Linked DNA regions of Homo sapiens: region 1 is linked to region 2. Evidence: chromatin loops called from intact Hi-C (ENCODE). Cell type or tissue: endothelial cell of umbilical vein. All regions are shown on one strand. Links, peaks and the distances in the headings refer to the core of each region. The heading gives the core; the rest is flanking DNA.

The links. Hi-C counts contacts between places; a loop is a spot of excess contacts. Peaks named below come from ENCODE experiments on the same cell type or tissue, not always from the same donor. Only the 100,000 strongest peaks of a DNase experiment are listed, where the experiment ranks them.
Region 1: it touches region 2 in a loop (23-fold over the local background); 5 of 110 quality-filtered maps call a loop at or near these places.

What each region holds. Positions count from the first base shown.
Region 1 is chr7:149,309,012-149,311,813 of GRCh38, forward strand. TRC-GCA1-1 (tRNA-Cys (anticodon GCA) 1-1) reads left to right here and starts at 1,179; the gene lies at 1,179-1,250. In endothelial cell of umbilical vein, for the core only: a CTCF peak has its summit at 1,390 (motif pointing right); a DNase peak (open chromatin) is centred at 1,370.
Region 2 is chr7:149,623,309-149,626,110 of GRCh38, forward strand. It overlaps the pseudogene ZNF767P. Among named protein-coding and RNA genes, the nearest start is that of TRC-GCA9-3, 11 kb to the right of the region's middle. RefSeq lists silencers at 970-1,069, 1,090-1,839. In endothelial cell of umbilical vein, for the core only: CTCF peaks have their summits at 1,542 and 2,376; DNase peaks (open chromatin) are centred at 1,463 and 2,353; H3K4me3 peaks cover 1,666 bases; H3K27ac peaks cover 1,653 bases.

The DNA.
Region 1 (2,802 bases), core at 75-2,574, 310 kb before region 2:
ACAGTCCAGTGCCCTAAGCTGTGGCCCCAACACATCAGCAGTTCTTATGGGTCCTTTTCTCCAGTGGGGTCACACTCAGGGCCCATGTTGACTATTAATTCTGCAAGGAGGTCCTGCTGTACTGTAGGCCTTGGGCCTCGATGCCTCTCTAAGATCCTCCCCCATTGTCTCACCCAACACTGTGCAATGACCATCCTTGAACTTTCTTGTCAAGGCTGCACCTGAATCCATTGCTCTTGCTGCCATTTTCACATGGAATTCCTTCCCACCTGCCTTGTTTAAGTAAGCCCTTCAGAACGCAAAGCCCATTTTGAATAGGGAACATGCCATTACCCTAGTTTTGGTCAGGTGTGTAATTTACACCCTCTCCTCTGTATTCCAAGAGCTATTATCATGAATTGCCATGACAGGCATTTCCACTAAACTTTTAGCTCCTGAGGCCGGGAATTGTGTGGTTGTTAGAGTCTGGGACACAGGAGGCACCTACTAGTGCTCATTGAATTAATGCATGAAACTCATCAAGGAATCTGGCTGTGCAGGGCTTCCCATGGCTCTGTTTAGCAGAGGCAGTAGGTTGCTAGTCTTTCTTAATATGTTCCACTCTGCTGAGAATACTGAGAGGCCCCTAGGGCTGCAGTGATGGTCCCCCATGGCCATGTCCTGGCTACTCCTGACTTCTTTTAGAGAACCACTTTTCTCCTCATACTATAGACATATATTCTGAGTGGAGGCAGATATATTCTTAGAAGACCTTACTCCTGAAATGGTTATACCCCTTACATATCTTAATCCTTGGTGGCAGTGGCTGCTCATGGATAGGCACAGAACCCAAGCCAAACCAACCACAGTCCTTCTCTAGAATTTTTTAGACTCAAGTCTTTTTCTCTCTGGCAATCAAAGTGTGGAGCTATGAACCTACAAATGTTGGAGGCAGGGTCTCAGCTGCGTGGAGAGTTGGGTTTGAGACATTAAAACTAACTTAAGAGGGAACCAAAGAATAAAGCTACAGGGAGAGAGTCCTGAGAACATTTGAGTTCCTGGAAGTCAGCTTCTTGTCTGATATTTACATTATATTTTATTTTCTATCAGCTGAAATTTAATCTCTGCCACTTACCATCATGTTAATACAACACGATTCCAAAGCTGAAATAATATTAATAGGAAACATAATGGCAGCAGGGGGCATAGCTCAGTGGTAGAGCATTTGACTGCAGATCAAGAGGTCCCTGGTTCAAATCCAGGTGCCCCCTAGTTTTCTTCACTTCTAGAATGCATCTTTTGGGAGACAGTATTTGAGACAAAAAAGGAGATGAAGGAGAAACAATGAAAGAAGCTTAAGAAGAGGGAGAAATGGATGCTGGGTAAAAAGAATCAACAACTGTCCACCAGAGGGAGTGATATGGTCAGGCTGAAATCTGAAAAAAAATACCTAGTTTGGCCCAGCAATGTCTGAGTTGGAGGAGAAGACAGGAAGAGATGCTAGACCACTGCAATAATGATGTGCTGAGCAGAGCTGGACTGAGTATTGTTCCTTCTCAACAATTAGCCTCACTGAAGGTCTAGTCCCAAAGCCCTTGCAATCTCTTGATATGGTTTGGTTCTGTGTTGTCACCCAAATCTCTTGTTGAATTGTAATCCCCAGTGTTGGGGTAGGGATCTAGTGGGGGGTGATTATGGGGCAGATTTTTCCCTTGCTGTTCTTGTGATAGCGAGTGAGTTCTCATGAGATCTGGTTGTTTGAGAGTGTGTAGCACTTCCCCCTTTACTCTCTTTCTTTCCTGCCGGCCATGTGAATATGTGCTTGCTTCTCACACCCCTTCTGCCATGATTGTAAGTTTCCTGAGGCCTTCCCAGAAGAAGCCTGTACATCCCACAGAACTGTGAGCCAATTACACCTATTTTCTTTATAAATTACCCAGTCTCAGGTATGTCTTTATAGCAGTGTGAGAACAAACAAATACACTTCTCTTTCCCTTCCCCCATGCTGTGGACAAAGATATCAACAAGAAAATTTTTCTTTGCTGGTCTGCACATAAGCTCAAGCTCAAAAGAGCTGTTGGCCTGGCGTGCAGAGACCTCTCCTGGAGGCCTGAGACTAGGATGATGATCATGTTGTCCCTTGGGTACTCCGTATATATCTGCAGTGGGAACAGTTCTCTGGCCCAGGAGCTCCTTGACTGCCAAAACAAAGTCTTCATCAGCTAGGGGTTCACAGAACATGACACAGATTGGAACAGGCAGGAGCTCAATAAATGTTTGTTGAATACACGAACTAGTGATGACCTTTTTAAAAATTTTTAAATTTTAAACTCAAGGGGTACGTGTACAGATTTGTTACATGGGTATATTGAGTAATGCTGATGTTTGGGCTTCTAATGATCCCATTGCCAAACAGGTAGTTTATTAACCCTTCTCCCCCTCCCTCCCTCTCCCCTTTTGGATTCCCCAATGCTTATTGTTCCCATCTCTCTGTCCATGTGTATCTAATGTTTAGCTCCCACTTATAAGTGAGAACATGTGGTATTTGGTTTTTTGTTTCTGTGTTAACTCACTTAGGATAATGGCCTCCAGCTGCATCCATGTTGCTGCAAATGATGTGATTTCATTCTTTTTTTTGTGACTCTGTAGTATTCCATGTTATATATGTACCACATTTTTTTTTGACAAGGCCTTGCTTTGTCACCCAGGCTGGAGTGCAGTGGTACAATCATGGCAATCATGGGTCTCTGCAGCCTCAACCTCCTGGGCTCAAGCAATCCTCCCACTTCAGGCTTCTGAGTAGCTGGGACTACAGGCATGCAC
Region 2 (2,802 bases), core at 287-2,786:
ACCCTGTGTAAGGCCTTCACACTATGTGGTGGGAGGTGTCGACTGTGCGCTGCTCACTCCAGCCCAGCTTCTTACTGACAAGTGGCTGGAATATGTGGGGCTGTCCTTGGACTCCTGCCAGGAAGCCGAAACTCTTTGCTTGAGAGGAGCTGATGGTAAGAGGAGCCCGATCCCTCACTGGCCGCCCACCCGCAGGATGAAGTCCTGGCATGCAAGCCCCTTCCTAGTCTCTCTCTGCAGACTCCTTTCCCACTGCCTCCAAACCAAAACCATCTTCTCCAGGCTCATGGACTCCTTTCTGTGCCTGCACACGCCCTGCACTGTCCCGTCTCTCTGCGCCTTTGCCCAGGCACTCCTCCCTCCCTGAAAGCACCACCGGTCTAGCTGGGCCTGAAATCCTAGCCGTCCCTAAAAGCCCGGCTCAAATCACAGAGGCGCAGAGCATCAGGCCAGGAGGGGTGGACAGCGGTACCAAGAGGCCCCCTGACACTCCTTCCCCCGGAGCCCACCGCAAGCTTCCACCTGGGCGCCAACACTCACCCCTTCCTATTTTGCACAATTATTGCCCGCGTACCTGCCTGCCTGGTCCTTGAACACACAGCCACTGTGTGTCTTTTCACACTTCCAGGTGTGCAAGCCTGGGCAAGTTAACTTCTCTAAGCCCCAGGTTTTTCTTTTGCATGACAGAGATAACACCAGTACCCATCCCACAGGCTTGCTGTGAGGACAGAAGGACAGACTAAGGCCTCAACAGGACTTGGTGCAGTACCTGGCTCTATATTCCCTTCCGCGCCGACCCTGGGGAGCTGGGCACGTAAGGGGTGTCGGTATACGCGGATTCGAAGCCTCACAACTCCCAGGTACCACTAAGCCGCTGGGGGGAGCTGGGGGAGGGACCCACAGGCCGAGCGCCAAGCAGAGAAAAGAGCCTCGGGTGGGGGGACGCAGATGTAGGGTTCAGCGGCTGGGGCGGGGGCAGGAAGCCCCGGAGGGGCCAAGGATCTTGGCGTGGGGCGGCCCGGGGCGGGGACAACCGTTCCGCCAGCGCTCGGGCTCGGCCCGGAGTGGGGGGCCCGGCTGGCAAGCGCAGTAGGCCCCGGCAGACGCCGCGGCCCTGTTCCCCGGAGCCCCAGGCGCGGTAGTACGGCTCGGCTCCCGCAGCCCCCGTGTGCCGGGCCCGGGTCGCCCGGGGAATCCAGGCCGCGAGTTCGTGCGCGCGCTGGTCGCCCTTACCGGAGCTGCGGCCGCCTCCTCCATGGCCCTGCGCTGTCCCCCGCGGCCCAGATAAAGTCGTCGCCGCTGCTGCGCGCGGCCCCACGCAGGGCCCGCCTCCCGGTGCTCTCCGCAGGCGGCGCCCGCCCAGCCCTGTCTCTGCCGCCGCTGCTCCCTGACTGCCCCTGCCCTGCGCCGCCCGCAGTTGCGTCAACGCCTTTAGCGCCCGGCCGGTCCGCACTGTATCCTGGGAGCCGGCGCGGCCGACGAAGGCACATGAGGCTTCCTGGAGGCAGGCAGCCGCACAGCCCCACCTGCAGCTCCGGAGGCGAACTGCAGGCGCGACCCCGCCTGGCCCGCGCCCGGGAGCTGACCCCGCGACCCCTGGCCGACCCCTCGCCCCTTCCCCGACTGCCGCGTGTGCGCGCGCAGTCACTGCGCTGGCCCCGCGACCCAGGCCGAGGGACTCGGTTACCGAAAGAGTCCCCCTCATAAGACCCGCCTGGCCGCGCCCGCGGGCAAGCAGGGGCTTCCAGGCAGGGCCCTCCCCGGTGACCGCGGGCAGTGTGGCCCCCTCGCCCAGCTGGGCCCCGGCGCGGCCGAACAGGCACTTCTGCCGCCCGAGGTCCTGGGCCTGGAGGTTTGGGCTGTTTTCGGGGGGCAGCTGTAACTCATCCCCATCTGTGTTTGAAGTGGAATAAATACTTCGAACAATAGGAATATACCGGTAGATGCTACTTAGCATTTTCTACCATGTGTTTATTACAGTAAATATTTTTTAATGGCATGAGCAATGGAACGCAATACCATCATTGAACATTATTTTGGGGAAGAAATTGGTATGGACAGATGTTCATGATATTTTAAGAGAAAAAGCCTGTCCAGAACGATCCTGTCTTTGTTTTAAAATTAACACTTTAAAACAATATATGACATCATATGTAGTATTATATACCGTGTATATGTGTATCTATAGTTTTGAAAGTTTGGAAGCATACAAATGTCAACATAGACTAAGTAGTTTTCTTTAATAGAGCACAGGCCGTTTTTACGCATTTTATTTTCCCAATTCATGTTTTTATTTTTCAATAACAAGGATAGTATTTTTAAACGAGAGAAAAATAAACATTTAAAAGTCCTTAAGAGGCTGAGGATGGAGGGCGCCTTGGACGGGGGCCCCCACGTGGTTACAGAGGCGCATTGCCTTTCAGATTCCTGGGCTGAGTGGGGCTCTTTCCAGCTGGGGAACCTGCGACATGTGATGTGGGGTCTATGGGGCTTGCCAGGCCTAGGGACCGGGATCTGAACATTCTCCCCTAGTTTCTCTTCATCAGCGTGGGCTGTACGTTCAGTGTATAAAAATGGAATTGCCCCAGGAGTCGTGTGGGCGAAGACCTTACTCATAGTGTTGCCGATGCTCCTGCGTCCGACTTGCTTCTTTGGGTCGCAGGCACAACCTAGCTATTCTCTGATGCCTCTCATCTCTGGGCGATTGTCCCTCAAATGAGGGGGTTTAGAGATTTCCTGCCTGGAGCCTTTGGCATCATTTTGTCTTTTGGAGTAAATCCGACAAAGGGTAAAATCACCCTA